Linked DNA regions of Homo sapiens: region 2 is linked to region 1. A link is a loop called in an ENCODE intact Hi-C map of the cell type or tissue named here. Cell type or tissue: PC-9. All regions are shown on one strand. Each heading gives the region's core, and the rest is flanking DNA. Links, peaks and the distances in the headings are about the cores only.

The links. A loop is a pair of places that touch in the nucleus more often than their neighbours do. Peaks named below come from ENCODE experiments on the same cell type or tissue, not always from the same donor. Only the 100,000 strongest peaks of a DNase experiment are listed, where the experiment ranks them.
Region 2: a loop joins it to region 1, with 5 times the contacts of the local background. A loop is called at or near these places in 3 of 110 quality-filtered maps.

Annotation. Positions count from the first base shown.
Region 1 is chr22:39,277,053-39,288,883 of GRCh38, reverse strand. No RefSeq gene overlaps it. Among named protein-coding and RNA genes, the nearest start is that of SNORD83B, 31 kb to the left of the region's middle. RefSeq lists enhancers at 6,681-7,180, 10,255-11,014 and a silencer at 10,999-11,173. In PC-9, for the core only: no CTCF peak of the experiment used is centred there; DNase peaks (open chromatin) are centred at 4,162, 4,453, 5,203 and 5,753; H3K4me3 peaks cover 865 bases; H3K27ac peaks cover 2,590 bases.
Region 2 is chr22:39,200,081-39,211,911 of GRCh38, reverse strand. No RefSeq gene overlaps it. Among named protein-coding and RNA genes, the nearest start is that of PDGFB, 39 kb to the left of the region's middle. RefSeq lists enhancers at 2,033-2,533, 5,956-6,005, 5,978-6,917. In PC-9, for the core only: no CTCF peak of the experiment used is centred there; DNase peaks (open chromatin) are centred at 4,458 and 6,411; H3K27ac peaks cover 510 bases.

The sequences.
Region 1 (11,831 bases), core at 1,623-9,622:
CAAAATGAGGGGTTGGGATCTGTGACTGCCCAGGACCCTTGAGGAGCCTGTCATGGGCAAGTGGGCCGCTGGTACCAGGCAGAGCTCCCAGTCCACTGTCCCCCACTCCCTAGCCCTGCCATGCTCCAAGGTGCCCAGCTCCTACCCGGAGCAAGTGCTGGGCTGGGAACGTCGGCCATCACCTCGCCATTGACTCAGGGAGGCTCACCATCTGGAGGCCTGAGGATGCCACAGCAACTTCCAGCCTGGTCAGCAGGGCAGGTATCAGAGGCGTCCACCCTGCCATGCTGACGATTTCCACCTCATTGCCGAGGGGCCCCCTGGGCCTCCCAGAAAACTGGAGTCATTGACCCTGGGAGGCAGAGGATCTTTGAAGACAACTTGTCTTCTGGGATTTTAGAACTTTTTGAAAGTTAAAATGAGGTCAGACACAGTGACTCATGCCTGTAATCCCAGCACTTTGGGAGGCTGAGGTGGGAGGATCGCTTGAGGCCAGGAGTTCCAGACTAGAATGGGCAACATAGTGAGACCCTGTCTCTAAAATAATTTTAAAAATTAGCCAAGCGTGGTGGTGCATACCTGAAATCCTAGCTACTTGGGAGGCTGAAGAGGGAGGATCGCTTGAGCCCAGGAGTTTGAGACCAGCCTGGGCAACAGAGTGAGACTCCATCACTACAAAAAATAAATTAAAGAAAATTAGCCGAGTGTGGTGGCGAATGTCTATAGTTTCAGCTACTCAGCAGGGCTGCGGTGGGAGGATCATTTGAACCCAGGAGGCCAAGGCTGCAGTGAGCCATGACTGTGCCACTGCACTCCAGCCTGGGTAACAGACACCCTGTCTCAAAAAAAAAAAAAAAAAAAATTAACCCATTTATGCCTTAAGTTGCAATTTTTAAAACTTTTGCAATCAGACCTTGGCAATGACCTTGAGAAGGAGGACAGAAATAATTCCCAATAATGGAACACTAGGCATAAATGAAATGATACACAAATAATACACAGGTCCAGAAACACACCCTCCTTGCAGCAGGACCAAATGATGGAGAAGACACATTGGCCTTCCACATTGTTGTGGGTTGAAAAGGATCTCCCCAAAATTCATGTCTATTCTGCACCTCAGAACGTGACCTTATTTGGAATAAGGATTTTTGCAGATGTAATTAGAGTATGGATCTCAGAATGAGGTCACCCTGGGTTGGGGTGGATCCTAAATCCAGTTAGAGTGTTCTTACAAGAGAAAGGGATGGGAGATTTGCAAACAGAGACTCAGGAGAGGAAAGGGCCCTGTGAAGTCAGAGGCAGGGATTGAACAGTGCGGTCACAGGCCAAGGAACCCGGGAGTCCCCAGAAGCTGAAAGATTGCCCCCTGGAGCTGTGGAGGCAGCATGGCCCTGTAGACACCTTGATTTTGGACTTCTAGCCTCCAGAGCTATGAGAATAAATGCCTGTTATTTCCACCACCAAGTGTATGGTAATTTATTACAGGAAACCAGTAGACACCTGCCCCACGGCCCTGCTCCGTCTGCAGCTCCTCCCTCCAGGGTTCCTCTCTGCTCTCCACACATGACTGTGGCATGCTGAATGCAGAAGTTTTGTTTTGAAATGTGGTGTTTTGAATGCAGAAGTTTTGTCTGTTGAATGCAGAAGTTTCATAGGCACATACCAGACGCGGTGTTCCGTAAACGTTCCATAAATTGCTCTGGCCATTGGTGCAGATGGGGGCAGCTCCCAGTTTTCCTTGGTTACACAAGAAGCCACTGTGAACACTTTTGCCTTGTCTCTTCTGCACATGCTTGATGACTTCTGGAGGCTGGAAGATTCCTTAGAAGGAGAATTGCTGGGTCAAAGGGTAAGCCCGTTTGCAATTTGACTGATGCTGTCAAATAGAGTCAAAACAGAAACTCAGAATCTTAAGAAGGAGAGAAGGTTTGGTGCAGTGGCTCATGCCTGTAATCCTTGCACTTCGGGAGGCCAAGGTGCAAGGATCGCTTGAGCCCAGGAGTTTAAGGCCAGTCTGGGCAACACAGGGAGACCTCGTCTCTATAAAAAATACAAAAGTTAGCCAGGTGTGGTGGCGCATGCCTGTAGTCCCAGCTACTTGGGAGGCCGAGGTGGGAAGATCACTTGAGCTCAGGAGTTCACAGCTGCAGTGAGCCATGGTTGCACCACTGCTATTCAGCCTTGGTGACACAGTGAGACCCTATCTCAAAATAAATAAATAAATAAGAAAAAGAGAAGCAGGGAAACAGACTTTTGGATTTTACAGCATGGGACACTTCCAACCCCAGAATTATAAAACTTCAGGAGAGGGGACCTCAGGAGAACATCTATTCTGGGGTCTCACTTCAGGACCCAGGAGTGACATCTTCCAAGCCCTGTCTGGGTTTCTGTTTCCCTGGAATGGGCTTGGAGAAAGCAGAGGAGATAGGACCCAGGAGCCTGGAACTCTGGGGCTCCAAGGGAGCTCTGGCAGGGGGTGAGTGAAATGCCTTCCCCACCTGGGCACCCAGCTCTTCTACCCAGAGGCTGCCCCTTTCCAGCCGAGGTGCCAGGCCAGCTGGGCCTCTGTAGCTGCACACAGTGGCCCCTCTGTGCTTGGCACACACACACAAAAATGTGAACAGAGCCTGTAATCCCAGCACTTTGGGAGGCCGAGGCAGGTGGATCCCTTGAGACCAGGAGTTCAAGACCAGCCTGGAGAACATGGTTAAACTCCGTCTCTACAAAAAATACGTGAAAAAAGAAATTAGCTGGGTGTGGTGGTGCATGTCTATGGTTCCAGCTACTGGGGAGGCTGAGGTAGGAGGATTGCTTGAGCTGGGGTGGTTGAGGCTGCCATGAGCCAAGATTGTGCCTCTGCCCTCCAGCTTGGGTGACAGAGTGAGACCATCTCAAAAAAAAAGAAAGAAGAAAGAAAGAAGAAGAAAGAAAGAGAGAGAGAGAAAAAAAGAAAGAAAGAAAGAAAAAAGGAAAGAAAAGGAAAAGAAAAGAAAAAAGCCAGGTACGGCAGCTCACGCCTGTAATTACAGCATTTTGGGAGGCCGAGGTGGGCAGATCACAAGGTCAGGAGTTCAAGACCAGCCTGGCCAACATAGTGAAATCCCATCTCTACTAAAAATACAAAAAAAAAAAAAAAAAAAAAAATTAGCCGGGTTTGGTGGTGGACACCTGTAATCCCAGCTACTGGGGAGGCTAAGGCAGGAGAATCACTTGAACCTGGAAGGCAGAGGTTGCAATGAGCCGAGATAGTGCCACTGCACTCCAGCTCGGACAACAGTGTGAGACTGTCTCAAAAAAAAAAAAAAAAAAAAAAAGAAAGAAAGAAAAAAATGTAAAGGAAATGAGCAGGGGTGGGTGGGGTGGTCTATGGTCTGCACTAGGCTGACTTGTGGCCCTGGCTGGAGTTCTGAGGTCTGGAACAGGGCAGGAGGCTCTGCATTAGATACTGGTCGCCTGCCTTGGAGTCCCCTCCATTCTTATTCTGGTGGTTTTAGAACATGCTCTTCCCCCAATTATTTGACACTCCTCTTCTTGAAAGATGGGAGTCTATGTCCTTTTTCCTTGAATCTGGGCTCCGTGGATGCTTGATCAATATGTTGCCAGTGAGGCTGTGTCAGTTTCTGGACCCAGGCCATAAAAAACTGCAACTTCTACTTCCCACCTCTTGGGACTCAGCCACCATGCTGTGAGGAAGCTCAACAGCCCCATGGAAAGGCCGGTGTGGGAAGGAACAGAGGACCCTCTACCCCTGCCAGCTGTCAGCCCCAGTAGAGCCAATGGGACCTCCAGCTCCCACTCAAGTTGCCCCAGCTGATGCCTCATAGAGCAGTGCTGTGCCTTCTTGCGGCATCTGGCTTGACTTGCAGATCTGTGAGAGAAACAAATGATTGCTCTTGTTTTAAGCCACTAAATTTTGGGATCATTTGCAGCATAGCAATGGATAACTGGAACACCCTCCATGACCAACAAAGTCGCCACCAGTGCCTGCAGGCTGGGTTAAGAACACGGGCTTTGGGATCAGACTCACCAGCCATATGTCAAGGCCCGTCTTTGCCTCAAGGGCTTCATCTGCACATGGTGACCGTAGTAGGACTCGCCTCATAAGGTTGTCATGAGGATGAAATGAGATGACACACATGGAGTCTGGTGCCGAGGAAGTGTGTGGTAAATAGGAGCGTGACAAGGGTTTACCGCCATGGTTGTTATTTCCCTAAGCAGAGAAAATTACTCAGTCTAGGCTGGGTTCATTCAAACAGGCATGTCCTTCCCTGCTTGCTCCTTCGAAGACCCCCTCCTCCAGGAAGCCTTCCCTGACCACCCTACACTGGGCCGCCACTCCTCTGTGCACCTCCAGCCCTCTGTGCTACACCTGAAAGAACAAGAGTCCCATTGTGCTCGTTGCCTGTTTACAGCTGCCAGAATGGGACATCCCTGAGGGCATCATTAGCAGAGCCAGCAAGGAATGGAATTCTCTAAAGCTGGCACTCGATGTGTGCACACATAGGCCGGGACCCGGGGCTGCTTATGTTGCTGAGTGACGCTCAGCCAGCTGGTGTCCCCGAAGTGTACACCTGGGTGGGCCTTATATGCAGGCCTCTGTGTATGTTGGCGTGCCTGTGGGAGGTGGGTGTGCACATGTTTGTACACATGTGAATAGCAGTTGGTGTGTCTGCGTAAAGGCAGGTGGAGTGAGCGTGTCTCTGTACACAGATGTAGGCACATGCTCATGTGCACACCACTGCACATTCACGCTCATGTGTATGCTCGTGCAGTTGTAGGAGTGTTCTTGTGCATGGGTGTGTCCACATGTGTGTGCCTTCATACTGGTGCGTGCCCTGTGTGCCAGGCTGGGCTGTATGGTAGGAATGTAGGGTACCAGCTGCTACATCTGGGGCCCACTCGGGAACTAAGAATAGCCCATGCCCAGCCCTGTCCCGCCGGGCAGGGGGCCGCGGGCAAGCTCCACGGGGGCACCCCAGCCAGGCTGTTGGCCTCATCCCTTCTTGGGCCGACGCGCTGCCTGCCCTGCCCTGCCCTGCCCTGCCTGGGGCTCCCATGAGCTCATGCACACCCTGCCCAACCAGGTCAGGGAGGGGGTTGGGAGGTCCAGAGTCGTGCCTGCTAGGCCGAGGCCCTGCCCACGTTCCAGCGGCTGGACACCAGCAAGGCCTGATAAGGTCAAGTGTGGAGTAGGGTCCGCCCCCTCCCTCCGGCCAGGGACAGCCGGGCGGACATGAGTCAGCACAGGGGGCATCAGGCAGCCCGGGCCTGACCACTGGCTGGTGATGGGGCAGGCCTGGGGGTGGGACCGCCTCCCTGGACAGGCCAGGGGCTGGCCAGGAGGAATCACCTGCCGGGTCGGCCAAGCCCTGACCTCATTCTCCACCTTGAGGAACCCCACCTCCACTTCCGCCCAGAAAGCCCCTCTGGAGTCCCCTGGCTGGCTTCCTGCCCTGGCCTGGTCATTGCTGGGCCTCAGGAGGGCTGATGGCCACCCCTGCAGAAGGGCATTTCCAGGCTTAGCTACACGGCCCCAAGGGTTCCATATGCCCCTTCCTCGGGAAGTCCTCCCTGCTTCCCCAGGCTGGATGGAGTGGGGGTGGGGCTCTGAGATCCCAGCTCCCTCTTGGAGCCCCTCTCTCTACAAAGTCAAAGCCTGTTTACTCGTGTCCAGACCTGAGCTTCTTAAGGGCCAGGAAGTGTGTCATTTCCATCTCTGTTTACATCTTGCTCCCTCGCTGGGTCCCCAGCACAGCCCAGGAGGGGTCATTGTTGTCTTCCTTTACAGGGGAGGACTCTGAGGCCTGGCATGGATGGTGACTGGCTCACAGTCCCCAGCCAAGGGGTGGCCAGTGTGGAGGCTGTTCCCGGATGTCCTGCTTTCCCCATCACTGTGCCACTGTGATCCTTCCTCCTGGAGCCCCTGACCTCAGAGGCTCTGATGACCCAGCCCAAGCACCCATGACTGATTTTTCATTCTGTGAGCCTGGTGCGTGTGCAGCTTGGGCTGGGCCTTCCCTGGAGCTCAGCTCCACAGGGCAAGCCAGGCAGGGCCTGACACGCTGATCACAGCTGAGCGTCAGGGTGGAGTCTCCCGCTGTGTCCTTTGCCCCCCTGCAGGGCCCTGCCAAGAGGAGAGGAGAGGGCACCAGCTTGGCATAGGGAGAGCGCGTTGTGAGGGAGGGACCATCAGATGCTCCATTTAACAGATGAGGACACTGAGGCTCAGAGAGGGGATGTGATGTCCCCGAGGTCCCACAGTGAGGAACGGCCTAGGCAGGTCTTAGGAAACACCCCCTCGTGCTCATGGACACGCTCGTGGCACTGTGTGTCATAGTGAAAGAGGAAAAATGGCCCTGGACGCCTGCCAGTACTCTGTGAGCACCCTCCGCACAAAGGGACACGCAAGAGGGGGCTGGATCCGTGCTGACCAGGTGGGGCTCCATACCAATGAAGAAGCACACTTTCCAACACTTCAACACGGTCGGGCACGGGGGCTCACACCTGTCATCCCAGCACTTTGGGAGGATGAGGCAGGCGGATCATCTAAGGTCAGGAGTTTGAGATCAGCCTGGCTAACATAGTGAAAGCCTGTCTCTACTAAAAATACAACAAGTAGCCAGGTGTGGTGGTGCACACCTGTAGTCCCAGCTACTTGGGAGGCTGAGGCAGGAGAATCGCTTGAACCTAGGAGGTGGAGGTTGCAGTAAGCCGAGATCACGCCATCGCACTCCAACCTGGGTGACAAGAGCAAAATTCCATCTCAAAAAAAAAAAAAAGTAGCCAGGCGTGATGGTGCACGCCTGTGGTCCCAGCACTCAGGAAGCTGGGGTGGAAGGATCGCTTGAGCCTGGGAGGTCAAGGCTGCAATGAGCCGTGATTGTGTCACTGCACTCCAGCCTGGGTGACAGAGTGAGACTCAGTTCAAAACAAAACAAATGTACATTCAGAGGAAAGTGTTTTTGAGCCCACACTGTAACTGCGTTAGTTTCCTATCAGTTTCCTATTGCTGCTGTGAGGAATGACCACAAATGTAGCGGTTTAAAATAACAGGGATGTGAGCTCTTACAGCTCTGGAGGTCGGAAGTCTGAAGTGGGTCTTGTGGGCTAAAGTCAAGGTGCGGGCAGGGCCTGTGCCTTCATGGGCCCTCCTTTGGCTTTGCAGCTCCTAGAGGCCGCTCGCATTCCTTGGCCTGCAGTTCCTTCCTCCCCTCAAAGCCAGCAGCACAGCGTCTTCCACTCCCTCTGACCCTGACACTTGCTCTTCCGCCTCCCTCTTGCACATCCAGGGATTCTTGTGATTGTGCTGGGCCCACCCAAATCATCCAGGATGATCTCCTTATTTTATGTTCAAGGTGCTGGGAACACAACACAGTGGGTAACACAACAGACACAGTCCTTGTCTCGTGGGAGACAGACAGTAATTCACATGTAGCCCTGTGACACGTCTGGAAGGGTAGATGCTGGGGAGCAAAGTGAAGCAGAGGAGGGGGATGGAGAGCAGTGGGGAGCCTCATCTGCATAGTATGACTCCTTTCCAATGAGAATGGATTTGCCATATTTGCATATTTCTTTTTCTTTTTTTTTTTTTTTGATATCGCTTTGTCACCCGGGCTGGAGTGCAGTGGTGTGATCTCTGCTCACTGTCTCCTAGGTTCAAGAGATTCTCTTGCCTCAACCTCCTGAGTAGCTGGGATTACAGGCCTGCGCCACCACGCCCAGCTAATTTTCTGTATTTTTATTTTTTATTTATGTATTTATTTTAATTTTTTTTTTCCAAGACGGAATCTTGCTCTGTCACCCAGGCTGAAGTGCAGTGGCACGATCTCGGCTCACTGCAACCTCTGCCTCCCAAGTTCAAGCAATTCTCCTGCCTCAGCCTCCCAAGTAGCTGGGATTACAGGCACCTGCCACCACGCCCAGCTAATTTTTTGTAATTTTAGTAGAGATGGGGTTTCACCATGTTGGCCAGGCTGGTCTCAAACTCCTGACTTCAGGTGATCTGCCCATCTCGGCCTCCCAAAGTGCTGGGATTCAGGTGCGAGCCACCACGCCTGGCCCTATTGGCATATTTCTTCTATAACCCAAAGCAGGTCTAGGTGACTCTGAATAACAGCACAGTTTATCTTCCTGCCCATTGGCTGCGTGACTTTAACCTAATGGTCTAATCTCTCTGGTCTCTTCACAGGAGGAGTCAATGGGGTGCCAAACTCTTCCTGGCGATGCTGTGAGATGCCCAAGGGGACACCTTGTGTTCTCTGGGTATCCTGCCTGCGAATCTTACCTTGGGCAGGAAGTACCGAGGGACTCCCAGGCACAGGCTCCATGGGGCGGGCGGGGGTGTATGTGTAGCCCCCAGCTGCACCGGAGGTTCAGGGGTGGAAATGACTCTGGATGGAGCCCAGATGGTCTTTGGACCTGGGATGGGACCATTCCCAGAAGGAATCCAGCTGCTCCAAGCCCAGCTGGGTAGGCAGGAGTGTGGTGGTGCCATTGGGGCCAGAACCGCCCCACTAGCTCACCAGAGGGAACTGGAGAATGAGCCTGGGGCCTGGGGCCTGGGTTGGGCTGTGACAGATCCCAGGCTGTGGATCCTCAGCTGAGAAACGGGAGGGCCTGGGGAGGAGCAGGGGTGGGCCTAGGACCTGACCCCCAAGCTCCAAACAGGCTTCCATAACTTCTGGTTGTGTGACTCAGTTTCCTCATGTGTAGACAGGGATTGTAACTTTTTCCCATTCTGGGGTGGTTGTGAGGACCAAGTGTACTTGTGCACACAGGGGTGGGTGGGGATTTGCAGGGTGGTTGGCACACGGGGGGTCCCATCCAGGCTTAATTCCCCTCCCCAATTCTCTCCAGCTCCCAGGGAGTTGGCTCTGGGCCCCAGAGACACCTGGAAATGCCCCTTCCTGTCCCAGGCTCAGAATGAATTGAGGGAACAATGAAAAACAAACAAAACAACCATTTACTTGCTGAAGAGCGAATATGTTCACATGTCCAAATCATCAAAATACTCAAAGGATATGCAGTGAGAGAGAAGTCCTCCTCCCACCCCGTTCCCCCACCGTTTCTTGAGTATTTGAGTATATTTTCCCAGAGATGCCCTAGGCGGGTACGCGGGGAGATGCATTTGTATTCTCTTCTCCGCCTTAAACACACCCTGTGAATGGCGGAGTTTTTTCTTGGAGAATGGCAGGCATCAGCACAGAAACAGCTTCCTTGAGCTGCGGTGTATGGGTGGGTGTTCCATTGTTATTTGACGAGGCTGTAAAGGGAAGGTTGTTTTTTTTTCAAAGCAAAGGAATAGCTTCATGGAAGCGTCCTTCCTGGAATCTGGAATTCGGAGACGGGCTTGAGTCTGAGCTGGGCTACTTGCCTCTCGGGGACTGCACGTGTTGCTTCCCCTGAGCCTCAGTGTTCTCATCTGCAAGATGCTGCTTGTGGCTGGGCACGGTGGCCTATGCCTGTAATTTCAGCACTTTGAGCTGTCGATGCACGAGGATCGCTTGAGGGCAGGAGTTCAAGACCAGCCTGGGGCCAGGCGCAGTGGCTCACGCCTGTAATCCTAGCACTTTAGGAGACTGAGGCAGGAGGATCACCTGAGGTCAGGAGTTCGGGAGCAGCCTTGGCAACATGGTAAAACCTTGTCTCTACTAAAAACACAAAAATTAGCTGGCATGGTGGCACGTGCCTGTAATCCCAGCTACTCGGAAGGCTGAGGCAGGAGAATCGCTTGAACCCAGAGGTGGCAGTGAGCCAAGATCACACCATTGTGCTTCAGCCTGGGTGACAGAACGTGACTCCATCTCAAAAAAAAAAAAAAAGCCAGCCTGGGAGACATAGTGAGGCCCCATCTCTACCCCTGACCATCCCCCCCAACACCCAAAAAAACAAACTTAGCTGGCCATGGTGCTGTGTGCCTGTAGTCCCAGCTACTCGGGAAGCTGAGGCAGGAGGATTCCTTGAGCCCAGGGGGTCGGAGCTGCAGTAAGCTATGATCACACCACCATACTCCAGCCTGGGTGACACAGCAAGACCCTGTCTCTACCAAAAATAAAAAAAAGTAAAAGATAAAAATAAAAAAGGCAGTGGTTGTACCCATCCAGGAGATAATGTTGCCCGTGGGTAGCCTGCGGGCTGTGCCCCGTTTGTGGATGTGTTTTGCTCATAAAACTTTTCCAAACTCTGGAGATTTCAAATTATAACCCAGATTTCTGGCTTCTCTTGAAAAATCAAAAGTCTGGCCATTGCAGGCTGGAGCCAAGTAGCCACTGCCCGCTTTGGAAGGGCCAGGGGTGCTCCATTTGGCCTCAGGCCTCACCGCGTCCTGTTGCTCACGGACATCCCCCAACCTGGTAGTCCTCCTCCGCAGAAGGGAGTGCTGGGGTTAAATTCATGCAAACAGAATGGGCAGGGTCCCCAGCGCTCGGCACAGGCCCAGCCTCACTCTCTTGCTGGATACTTGGGGTATCTGGGACTCAGTAGCCACAGCCATGGATGATCCAGTCTTGGAAACCCAAGCCCTGAGCAAGCGGCTCCAGAGTGTCTCCTCCACCAGAAGGGAAGCTGAGATGCCGGCACCGTGTCCGGGAAGAGCTCTGGGCTGCAAGCCAGGCGGTTTCATCCCGGGAGGCGGCGGCCGAGGCTTCTTCCCTAGGATGGAGCCGGAAGCCAGGCTCCAGGCACCTGGAGTTCCCATCTCCGGGTCCCCAGGATGTAGATTCCTGCGCACAGCCCCCCACGCCTTCCTTTTCCCTACCTACCTTTGGCAGCCACATCCTGCCTTTCAGGGGTGGACCAGGACTGAAGGGGAGGCAGGGAGGTGGGTGGGATCCCAGGAGGACCTTGGGGACATCCTCTCTTCAGGGTGGTTGCAAACTCTTCTTGGCCCCAGGGTGCCTTGGAGCACAGTTTGAAAACCACTGATGGAGCCCTTTTGCTAGATGGGAAAACAGAGGCCTGCAGTTGGGGGGGTAGGAGGGTCAGAGGCCTGGAGACCTTAGAGTCCCCCCTCCCCAAGTCTACTACAGAGCCCCGGCATGTGGAATTGAAGCTCACTGAGCCCCCAGCCAGTCTCACCCTGCTGTTGTCTGTCCAGAAGACCAGGGAAGTAGTGGGTCTCCTCCTTCTCCAAAACTTGAATTGCCTCCTCTGCCAAGTGCCCACCTTACAGGGTGGTTGTGAGGAGTCAAAGAGATGAGAGTGCAGATAGCAAGAATAAGATCCACGGTAGCTCCTGCCTCCTGGGCTTGAACTGCAGGCTGTCCAGCCTGGACTTGGACGAGCCCATTTTTTACAGCACTTTCTTGGGAGATAATTTACATACCCTAAAATTTACCCACTTAAAGTATATGAGTCAGTGGTTTTGAGTATATTTACAGAGTTGTACAACCATGACCACAATCTAATTCTAGAACATTTACATCATCCCGCAAAGAAACGCAACACCCATCAGCAGCCACTCCCTGTTCCCCTCCTCCAGCCCCTGGAACGCTCCTCTGCTTTCTGTCTCTAGAGAGTTCTCTGTTCTGGACATTTCGTATAAATGGAATCCTACAATGTGTAGCCTTTTGTGACTGGCTTCTTTCAGTGAGCATCATGTTGTGGCATGTGTCACTCCTCCATTCCTTGTTGTTTGTTGCTAGTTCTTCCACTAGAGCAGCTGGAAAGAACATTCCTTTTCATGGCCAAGTAATATTCCATTGTAAGGACATACCACAATTTGTGTGTCCACTTATCCGTTGATGTACATTTGGGTTGTTTTCACCTTTTGACTATTAAAAATAATATTTCCGTGAGCATTCTTGTACATGCCTTTGTGTGGACGTATGTTT
Region 2 (11,831 bases), core at 2,171-10,170, 78 kb after region 1:
GACTGCAGTGGCGCAATCTTGGCTCACTGCAAGCTCCGCTTCCCGGGTTCACGCCATTCTCCTGCCTCAGCCTCCCGAGTAGCTGGGACTACAGGCGCCCGCCACCGCGCCCGGCTAATTTTTTGTATTTTTAGTAGAGACGGGTTTCACCTTGTTAGCCAGGATGGTCTCGATCTCCTGACCTCGTGATCCACCCGCCTCGGCCTCCCAAAGTGCTGGGATTACAGGCGTGAGCCACCGCGCCCGGCCGCCACAGACTTTTTTAAAATTTTTTTTTCTTTTGAGAAGGAGGCTTGCTCTGTTGCCCAGTCTTGCTGTGTCGCCCAGGCTGGAGTGCAGTGGCGCGATCTCGGCTCACTGTAATCTCCACCTCCTGGGTTCACACCATTCTCCTGCCTCAGCCTCCCTAGTAGCTGGGACTACAGGCGCCTGCCACTGTGTCCGGCTACTTTCTTGTGTATTTTTAGTAGAGACAGGGTTTCACCATGTTGGCCAGGCAGGTCTCGAACTCCTGACCTCAAGTGATCCGCCTGCCTCGGCCTCCCAAAGTGCTGGGATTAAAGGCATGAGCCACCACACCCAGCCTACATTTCCACATGATTTTAGAGGGAACAAACATCCAAACTATATCAACGTACAATGGAATATTATTTAACCTTCAAAAGGAAGGAAATCCTGGGATATGCTGCAACATGGAAGAACCTTAAGGACATTCTGCTAAGTGAAAGAAGCCATTCACAAAAGTGCCAGTGCTGTATGATTCCATCATATGATATAATTAGATTAGTCAAAATTATAGAGACAAAAAGTAGAATGGTGGTTGCCAGAGGCTGGGAGGGGGGATTGCGGAGTTAGCGTTTAATGGATACAGAGTTTCAGTTTTACAAAATGAAAATAGTTCTGGAGACAATGGGGGCGATGGTCACGCAACATTATGAATGTACTTAATACTACGAACTGTACACTTAAAACAGTTACAATGGCACATTTTTTTTTTTTTTTAGACAGAGTCTCCCTCTGTCGCCCAGGCTGGAGTGCAGTGGCCCAATCTCGACTCACTGTAACCTCCATCTCCCGGGTTCAAGCAATATTTCTGCCTCAGCCTCCCGAGTAGCTGGGACTACAGGCACACGCCACCACCCGTCTAATTTTTGTATTTTTCATAGAGACAAGGTTTCACCATATTGGCTAGGCTGGTCTCGAACTCCTGACCTTGTGATCTGCCTGCCTCAGCCTCCCAAAGTGCTGGGATTACAGGCATGAGTCACTGCACCTGGCTTACAATGGTAAATTTTTTGTTATGTGTATTTTAACACAGTAAGTGCAGGCGCAGTGGCTCACGTCTGTAATCCCTGCATTTTGGGAGGCCGAGGCAGGCAGATCACTTGAGTTCAGGAGTTCAAGACCAGCCAGGGAAACGTGGCGAAACCCTGTCTCTACTAAAAATACAAAAATGAGCCGGGCATGGTGGTGGGCACCTGTAGTCCCAGCTACTCGGGAGGCTGAGGCAGGAGAACTGCTTGAACCTGGAAGGTGGAGGTTGCAGTGAGCCGAGATCATGTCACTGCACTCCAGCCTGGGCAATAGAGTGAGACGCTATCTCAAACAAACAAACAAACAAAAATACAATAAAAAGTTGGGGAAAGAAATAAGAAAAAAAAAAACCTGCTCCTGCAGCTCTCTGGCCAGAAGTGAGGTTTTTCTTCTCTGAATGCATTCAAACATTCTACCCAAGATCTCCTTGAATTAGGAAGGCACTGGGTGCCAAAGTCTGTCTTTGAGGTCAGGATCTGCGCCTGTGCCTCCTAAGGCCTGCCTTGGTGCCTGGGGCCTGCAGACGCTGGACGGATGAAGGAACCAATGGCAGGGGCTCAGCCCATAGCTCTGGGCAAAGCTCTCCAGTGCACAGCGGCCACATGGAGCTCTGCATGGTGCAGTCACCTGTCAGTACCTGGGCACTCAAGTACCCTGACCTGCACACTCAGAGCCAAGAGACGGCAGGTGCAGGTGAGGCGGATGTAACTGACACCCGGCAGCAGCCCCGTGCATTTGAGGCCTCTGGTGACCTGCAGGCGGCAGAGTGGTGAGGAACCCAGGTTTGGGTCTAGGTGCCAGCTCTGCTGTTTGCTAGCTTTGTCTCCTTGTCTGCTAAATTGGCAGAGAATCGTCTCAGCTTTATGAGATTGTGTGAGGATCAAATGGGACTATGCCTGGGAACTGCTTCCTGTGGCAATTTTTGGGAGGGCAGACCCTGCCCAGCAGCCATCCCTCCTTATTTCTCTTGCTAAACAGAGCCCTGGTCTGCTTATGGAACCAGCTGAAATGCTGCGATCTCAGTGCCAGAGGCTGGTCTCATCAGTCCTGGGCATCTGATTCTCCTGGACCGATGGTGGGTCTGAGTGTGGCCATATAACGGCACTCTGGCTAATGAGACATGAGAGGAAGTCTGTGGGGTGTGCAGGGAGGGTGACAGTGGGGACTCATCCTCATCAGAAGACAGAGACTTCCAGGGAGACTGCCCTTTCCTTGTTTCCCTTCTTCCTGCCTTGAATGCAGATGTGACAGTTGGCGGGTCAGCAGCCATTCTGTAGTAATGAGATGATAAGGATGACAAAGAGATTGCAGGAAATCCAGCCCTGCCATCATCAAGGCAAGCGTTACTGCCTCCTGATTTCTTGTTATGGAAGAAAGATTAACGCCTATTTTTCTTCCCTAAACCACTATAAATTGGATTTTTCTTTGACCTGACACCAAACACATTCCTATAGAATTCACTGCCACACAGCCGAGTAAATGTTTGCTTTTACCTGGCTTTTACAACTCTCTGAGCTTCCCACCATCTAGAAGATGAAAGTAGGGTGGGTGAGGTGGCTCACGCCTGTAATCCCAGCACTTTGGGAGGCTGAGGCAGGTGGATCATTTGAGACCAGGAGTTCGAGACCAGCCTGGCCAACATGGTGAAACCCCGTCTCTACTAAAAATACAAAAATTAGCCAGGCATGGTGGCACACGCTTGTAATCCCAGCTACTCAGGAGGCTGAAGCAGGAGAATCACTTGAACCCGGGAGGTGGAGGTTGCAGTGAGCCAAGATTGCACCACTGCACTCCAGCCTGGGCCAGAGAGTGAGACTCTTGTCTCAAAAAAAAAAAAAAAAGAAAGAAAGAAAGAAAGAAAATGAAGGCAGAGACATCTGTCCCCATAGACTATTGTGAGGATTAAAGGAGCTAGGGGCTGTGAAATTACTCTGTGGACTGTGAAGGCTTCAGCTGAGGAGGACTAATGTGGCCTTTCTCCCGGAGACCAGGGCTTCCTTGAGTGAGGATGAAATAAACTGTAGCCAGAGAGAAGAAAGCAACAGGCATGTTTCGGAGCAGAGTCCCGGGCCCAGCTGTCGAGCAGGCCTCACTGCTCCCTCACCTGTTTCTGGGACAGGAGACATGGTTTGAGGGCAGCATGATGGTTGGTCAAGTGCTTGAATTCTGGAGCCCAGCTGTCTCTGCTCCTCCTTAAGCAAGGCCACAGACTGCGTATCCCCTCCTCGGACCCCCACAGCTGCCCACGTGCCCTCATCCCCTCATCAGAGCCCTTGTCCCCACCCTAGGTTGTCATTGCCTGTTTGCCTTGTGCTCCCTGAGACAGGGACTGAGGGTGTCCTCTTCACCCTCACACCTGGCACAGTGAACTTGACCTTGAGGCTGGCCAGACTGCGGCAGGGAAGTGAGTATGGCCAGGGCAGGAGGCAGGACAGGCAGGACCATGTCCTGGGAGAAGGGCGGGGCAGGCTGGGGACATGAGGGTGCAGGGGTGAGGGGTCAGATAGTGGTGACTTTGAGTGCGTGAGAGAGGAGGGGCTCGGTGCCCTGGGTTCTGGCAGGATGGCAAGACCACCTCTCCTCTCCTGAAGAATCAGGCAGTGACTTGGAAGCTGGTTTGGGAGATTGGAGGAGTGACAGCAGGACCATGATCCTGTGGGATGGTACCTGCTACGTACCAAGTCTTGTGTTCGTTCTGGGGATGCAGCTGTGCCCCAGACAAGGATCCTGTCCATGGAAACTCACAGCCTAGCGGCGGAAGAGGGCAACGGAGTGGATGGAGGAATATACCCCTCACACTGAGGTTCAAAGCTGGTAGGTGCCGAAGGGCACTCACTGCAGACCTACTGTGCACCAGCACTACTGAGTCAGGATCTCCGTTCTCTGGGAGCTCAGCTGCAGGGAACAACACTGTGTGTGCATGTTTGCACCCCCTCTCTGTGGGTCTGTGGTGAGTGGCCAGTGTGTGTTCGTGTGTGTACAGCTGTCTGTGGGTGTGGCTGGGAGCTTTTGCACCTGTGAGTATGTCTGTGTTTTGCTGGTAGTATTGTGTGTGTGTGTGTGTGTGTGTGTGTGTAGGAAGGGAGCAGGCATCTGCAGCAGAAGCTGAGGTCTCAGGTCTTGGGGGTTTCTCCCACACACCTGCCCCTTGGCCATGGGGTGGGGTGGGGTGCCCCGAACGCCCTGATACTTTGTGGGAAGAAGGCTGGGCACAGCGGGAATGTTTGGTTTCCTGGGTGAAGGCGGAGCTGGCCGTCTTCCCATGACAGATGTAGGAATGTTTCTGCTATTCAAGGCGGAAGCAGGGGTGTGGGGGCCGCCTGAGGCCTGCCCCAGCCCTGCTCCAGGCCACCTGTCTATGGCCTGGGAAGCAGCTGGGCACTGCTAGGGAGAAGCTTCTAGACCCAGGGCTGACCCTACTCTCCAAGCCCCATCTCCCCAGGAGGCTCAGGTCAGGCCCAATTCACCTCCCTCCCAGCCCCCCAGGACAGGAGAGGAGAATGGAGTCCAGGGTTCAGCCCAGAGGAGGACTCCCATGAGGAGGGGGCTTTGAGGAAATGGGGATATTGGGCGTCTTTCCCTGGCAGCTGAGTTGGGGGCAGCAACAGGGGAACAGCGGGGAAGCATCCTTAGAGGTCCCCCCATCAGTCAGCCCAGCTGCAGACAGCCTCAGGGTACCCTCATTTTCTTTTCTGAGTCCTGGTATAATAGAGCTTCAGAAGAGTCAGCAATGGCAAATTCCTCAAATGGGGAAACTGAGGCAGGGGTGGGGTGCTGACTTGGCCAGGTCGCCCCACCCCCAGCAGTCCTGACCCCAGACCCCCAGCTCTCCCAGCGCACCTGCCGCTCACTCCATGGAGGTTATGGCCCGGGTGGGGTACAGGTAACATGACCACCAAAATCAGCGGTGACCTGGCCTCCACCCTCTGGAAGCTAGCGCTCCAGAACCCCCAGCCCCTCCCTGGGTTTCAAATCCTGCCTTGCCCCTTCCAGGCTTCCGTCTGTGAAGCCAAGTGACTCTTCCCACTCTGTCTACACAGCCTTCCCAGGGATTGCATGTAAAGAACCAGGTGAAGGTTGGGCACAGTGGCTCATCCTTCAGTCCCAGCACTTTGGGAGGCCAAGGCTGGTGGATTGCTTGAGGCCAGGAGTCTGAGACAAGCCTGAGCAACATGGAGAAACCCCATCTCTACAACCGAAAAAAAAAAAAAAAAAAAAAGAGCGTGGTGGTACATTCCTGTAATTCTAGCTACTTGGGAGGCTGAGGCAGGAGGATCACTCAAGCCCAGGTGATTGAAGCTGAAAAAAAAAAAGCGTAGGTTGGGCGCGGTGGCTCATGCCTGTAATCCCAACACTTTGGGAGACTGAGGTGGGCAGATCACCTTAGGTCGGGAGTTCGAGACCAGCCTGACCAACATGGAGAAACCCCATCTCTACTAAAAATACAAAATTAGCTAGGTGTGGTGGCACATGCCTGTAATCCAGCTACTCGGGAGGCTGAGGCAGGAGAATTGCTTGAACCAGGGAGGCAGAAGTTGCGGTTAGCCAAGATCGCGCCACTGCATTCCAGCCTGGGCAACAAGAGCGAAACTCTGTCTGAAAAAAAAAAAAAGGCCTGGGTATTTGAAGACTTTGTGTCTAGGCCAGGGATGTGTTGGGGCCAGGTGGTTATTGGTGATTGCTGGCTGCAGTCTGAACAACCCACATCCCCCACGAAGCCACTGGGAGGCTGTGGGTGGTGACTGGGGGGTGTCCCGGGGTGTGGTGTCGTGGTATTATGTTTGTGAGGGCATCACTTTCCCCCACTGCATCTTAGTGGCTTCCTCCCCTCCAGCTGGAACCTGGGTCCAGCAGGCGGGGAAAGAGCCCACAGGGAGGGGAGCTTGTGAGAGAAGGAGGGCCTTGGTGACTTGGTGCTGATGTGCCTTGTTTTCCGGGCTGGCACAGGCAGGACACCCTGGATCCCCAGCCCTGACCCTGATTGTCCCTCAGGCCCCAGCTGGACCCAAAGTCACTTTCTTAGGTTTGGCTTTGAGACATCTCTTCTCCCTCTCCCTTTTACTGTCTCTCCCCTACCCTGAAGATCAGAGAGGAGGGAGGTGCCTGTGAGTCACCTTGTGACTCACAGGAGGGCACAGCCAGGGTCTGGGGCGGGAGTGTGTGCAGTTGTCCAGTGTGCATGTGCATGTGTGTGTGCACGGTCAGCATGTGTGCATAGGCAAATGTTCATGCATGTATGCTTGTGTGCACCTGTGCATGTTTTGTGAGGGGGCTGAGCTGGGGGAGGGGGAGAAGACATGCCTTGGCTTTCTCACCTTTAAAATGCATGAGCTCTGGCCGGGCGCAGTGGCTCAGGCCTGTAATCCCAACGCTTTGGGAGGCCAAGGTGGGTGGATGACCTGAGGTCAGGAGTTCCAGACCAGCCTGGCCAAAATGGTGAAACCCCATCTCTACTAAAAATAGAAAAAAATTAGCCGGGTGTGGTGGCAGGTGCCTGTAATCCCAGCTACTCGGGAGGCTGAGGCAGGAAAATCACTTGAACCCAGGAGGCGGCCGTGTCAGTGAGCCGAGATCATACCACTGCACTCCAGCCTGGGCGACAGTCTCAAAAAATAAAAATGAAAAAATAAATAAAATAAAATGCATGAGCTCATGGAAGCTGCCCCAACCCGAGGGGGCCACTAAGTCACAGCCAGGACAGGGTGCTTACCTGGAGCAGGTGCATAAGGCTTGGTTATATTGAAAGCGTGAAGAAATATCAAATAGGGGTAGCAAAGCCATTCTGCATTCTAAATAGTTTACATTGATCAAACTAACACTTCTGACACAACTACCATGCAACGGCCATTTGTAGACCCGTGTTTGGGTCTACAAAATCTTGAAAGTTGAAGTAGATCTTTCCTGAATATGAGGCCCAAACTCACAGACCTCCTGGCCTCCGGAGGTTAATAGGACCCTCTGTGTGCAACCAGGAGACCACAGAGGCCGTGGATGAGGGGAAGGCAGGGCGGGGCACTGGCTGCTCAAGCTGGGCTAGGAGCACTGTGGCAAGGACCTCTGTGTCTGTTGCGTTCGTCCCTCTTCCCTCGCCATCTAGAACAGTAGGCTGTTCTAGATGCACAGTAGGCTCCCAACACAGATGGCTGGATCAGTGATGACTGACTGCATGTCCCAGGTATGGAAGATCTCAACTGGGCCATGGCTGCGGGGATGGTGGGAGGGCGCTGGACAGGGAAGCCTGGTTATCATTCCCTCCTGGTGCTGCTGAAGGCCCCCTTTCCTCCAACTTTGACCAAGTGAAGATGGGTGGAGAGCTGACGCCTGGGTTCTAATAGGACAGGTCACTTCCCTTCCCTAAGAATCAGTCCCCTCCCTTGTCTGTAAAACAGGGATGCACCATGTTCCACCTTTGTGGTTTCTGGGCAGCATCAGACCATTCTCTGAGGTCTTCTCTAGCTTCAGGATCCAGAGAAATGGCTTGGGAGGGCTGGGCGCGGTGGCTCATGCCTGTAATCCCAGCGCTTTGGGAGGCCGAGGCGGGTGGATCACTTCAGGTCAGGAGTTTGAGACCAACCTGACCAACATGGTGAAACCCCACCTCTACTAAAAATACAAAAATTAGCTGGGCATGATGGCAGTTGCCTGTAATCCCAGCTACACAGGAGGCGGAGTTTGCAGTGAGTTGAGATTGTGCCGTTGCACTCCAGCCTGGGCGACAGAGCGAGACTCCGTCTCAAAAAAAAGAAAGAAAGAAAAGAAAAGAAAAGAAAAAAGAAAAGGCTTGGGAGAAGGGACTTCTGGAGTAACAGGGGACTTGGAGACAAAAGGAACAGAGGAACAGTTTGTGCCACGAAGACAAAGCATTTCCCAGACGCAGGGGTTTTACAGTAAGAACCCACAGGGTGCGTCTGTGCAATCCCACGTGGATCAACACACGTGGCCCATCCTGACAGTTTTCAAGCCAACCCCACATTTTGGTCTGTGTATTCAATCAGCTATACCTCCCCTCCAGCAAGCTAGGCTGCCGGTCAGCCCCGATTTTTTATCTGAGCACAAGAATGTCCAAGAGTGATGTTCAAATGCCGTAGCAACATTTACATCCAGGGTTCCTGGCTTTTCCCTGTGTTTCCCAGCCAGGTGGCCCTGTAGAGACCCAAACGTTCAGCCACCACAACTGCTTCTTAGAGAACCATGTGGGCTCCTGGTGACTTAGGTACCCACCCTGGTCCTCTCCGGCCATCTGTGTCCTCCTCCACCCTGGAAGTCGGCCAGGATTTGATGTCAGGCTCACCAGTTTACATTTTCTGTTATCAACAACAGTTCCTCCTTTTCAACCTTTCTTTCTTTCTTTCTCTCCTTCCTTCCTTCCTTCCTTCCTTCTCTCTCTCTCTCGCCCGCTCTCTCTCTCTCTTTCTCTCTTTCTTTCTCTCTTTCTTTCTCTCTTTCTTTCCTTGAGACAGAGTCTCATTCTGTGGCCCAGGCTGGAATGCAATGGTGCAATCTCGGCTCACTGCAAGCTCCGCCTCCCAGGTTCAAGTGATTCTCCTGCCTCAGCCTTCCTAGTAGCTGGGATTACAGGCGCCTGCTACAACGCCTGGCTAATTTTTGTATTTTTAGTAGAGACGGGGTTTCACCATGTTGGCCAGGGTGGTCTCAAACTCCTGACTACAGGTGATCTGCCCGCCTTGGCCTCCCAAAGTGCTGGGAGTGAGCCACTGCGCCCGGCCCCTTTTCAACATTTCAAACATTTGCCTGCCTTTGGCGTCTGGCTCCAGTTCCCATTCTCTGAGTTTCCTCCAAGATGATGGCAGTGGTTCCTGGCTCCCTGGCTGCGTCTGGATGCTCTCGGCAGCAACTCGGTCTGTGGAAGCTGGGCATCCTCCGTAGCTTTCAGGGAGTGAAGGCTAAAGGGAGGGGAAGAAGAAGGTGATTCTGACTGAACATTGTTTATTTTGATTGCAGATATTTATTAAAATGGAAAGGCATTGTTTAATCTTCTGTGCCAATGAGAATCCTTCAAGCTGCCTACAACAAAGACCGCTGGGAAGCTGAGGCCAGGAACGTCTGAGCCTAGGAGTTCAAGGCTGCAGTGAGCTGTGATTAGGCCACTGCACTCCACACTGGGTGACAGAGGGAGACCCTGTCTCAAAAAAAGAGAGACTCTTAGCCACATTTCCACATTCCAATTTTTTTTGAGACAGAATCTCACTCTGTCACCCAGGCTGGAGTGCAGTAGCGTGACCTCGGCTCACTGCAACCTCTGCCTCCCGGTTTCAAGCAGTCCTCCTGCCTCAGCCTCCCAAGTAGCTGGGAGTAGAGGCTAATCTTTGTATTTTTAGTAGAGACACGGTTTCACCATGTTGGCCATGGCTGGTCTCAAACTTCTGGCCTCAAGCAATTTGCCCACCTCACCTCTCAAAGTGCTGGAATTATAGGTGTGAGCCACCGTGCCCAGCCTTTTAGATTTCAATTTATTTATTTATTAATTATTATTATTATTTTTTGAGATGGAGTCTCACTCTTGTTGTCCAGGCTGGAGTGCAGTGGCGTGATCTTGGCTCACTGCAACCGCCATCTCCCAGGTTCAAGTGATTCTCCTGCCTCAGCCTCCCGAGTAGCTGGGATTACAGGCGCCCACCGCCACACTCGGCTAAGTTTTGTATTTTTTAGTAGAGACGGAGTTTTGTCATGTTGGCCAGGCTGGTCTCAAACTCCTGACCTCAGGTGATCCACCCGCCTTGGCCTCTCAAATTGCTGGAATTACAGGCGTGAGCCACCGCACCTGGCCAGATTTCAGTTTAAATTCTACTGTGGATATAGAATATCAGATCTTGTCATCGAGAAACTTTTTTAAATTAAACTTTTTATTTTGAGATAATTGTGGATTCACATGCAGTTGTAAGAAATAACACAGAGTGATCTTGTGTATCCTTTACCCAGTTTCCTGCAATGGTAAATAACATCTTGCAAACCTATAATAAGATGTCATAACCAGATTAACATCGACTCGGAACATTTCCGTCACCATGAGGATCCCTCCAGGCATCCTTTTATGGCCACGCCCACTTCCCTCCAAGCCCAGCTCCTCCTCAGCACCTGGCAACCCACGGCTCTGTTCTCCATTTCTGTAATTGTGTCATTTCAAGAATGTTATATAGGCCGGGAGCGGTGGCTCAAGCCTGTAATCCCAGCACTTTGGGAGGCCGAGGCGGGTGGATCATGTGGGGTCAGGAGTTCCAGACCAGCATGGCCAACATGGTGAAACCCCGTTTCTACTAAAAATACAAATATTAGCCGGACATGGTGGTGGGCGCCTGTAATCCCAGCTACTCAGGAAGCTGAGGCAGGAGAATCCCTTGAACCTGGGAGGCGGAAGTTGCAGTGAGCCGAGATCGCGCCACTGCACTCCAGCCTGGGTGACAGAGACAGACTTTGTCTCTAAATAAATACATAGAATGTTGTGTAAATGGAAGCATACAGCGTGTAAACTTTTGGGATTGGCTTTTCTCACTCAGCGCAGTTCTCTGGAGGGTCATCCGGGAGTCGTGTGTATCAACAGTTCATTCTTTTTTATTGCTGAGTAGTTTTCCATCGCCTGAATGTTCTACAGTTTGTTTAACTCTTCATTTGTTGAAGGACATCTGGGTTGCTTCCAGTTTTGAGCTATTATGACTAAAGCTGCTATAAACATTCCCGTACAGGTTTTTGTGTGAACATAAGTTTTCATTTCCCTGGGATAAATGCCCAGGAGTGCAACTGCTGGGTTGTATGCATGGTTCTTGCACGTTTAATTTTTAAAGAAATTGGCAAACTGTGGCCGGGCATGGTGGCTCACGCCTGTAATCCCAGTGCTTTGGGAGGCCGAGGCAGGTGGATCACGAAGTCAGGAGATCGAGACTATCCTGGCTAACATGGTGAAACCCCGTCTCTACTAAAAATACAAAAAATTAACCGGGCGTGGTGGCGGGCGCCTGTGGTTCCAGCTACTCCGGAGGCTGAGGCAGGAGAATGGCGTGAGCCTGCGAGGCGGAGCTTGCAGTGAGCCAAGAACGCGCCACTGCACTCCAGCCTGGGCCACAGAGTGAGACTCTGTCTCAAAAAAAAAAAAAAAAAAAAAGGAAATTGGCAAACTGTTTTCCAGAGTGGCTGTACCATTTTACACTCCCACTAGCAATGTATAAGTGATCCAATGTGCCAACATTGGGTGGTGTCACGGTTTTTTCTTTCAGCCATTCTGATAGGTGTATAATGCTGTCTCATTGTGGTTTTCATTTGCGTTTCACTAATGGTTAATGATGTTGAACATATTTTCATGTGCTTATCTGTCATTTGTATACCCTCTTTGATGAAATGTACCTTCGTGTCTTTTGCCCATTTTCTAATTGGATTTTTTTCTTTTTTTTTACTGTTGAGGTTTGAGAGTTCTTTATATGTTCTAGGCTCTTTGTCAGACAGCGGTTTGCAAATATTGTCTCCCAGTCTGTAGTTTGTCTTTTCATCCTCTTAGCAGAGTCTTT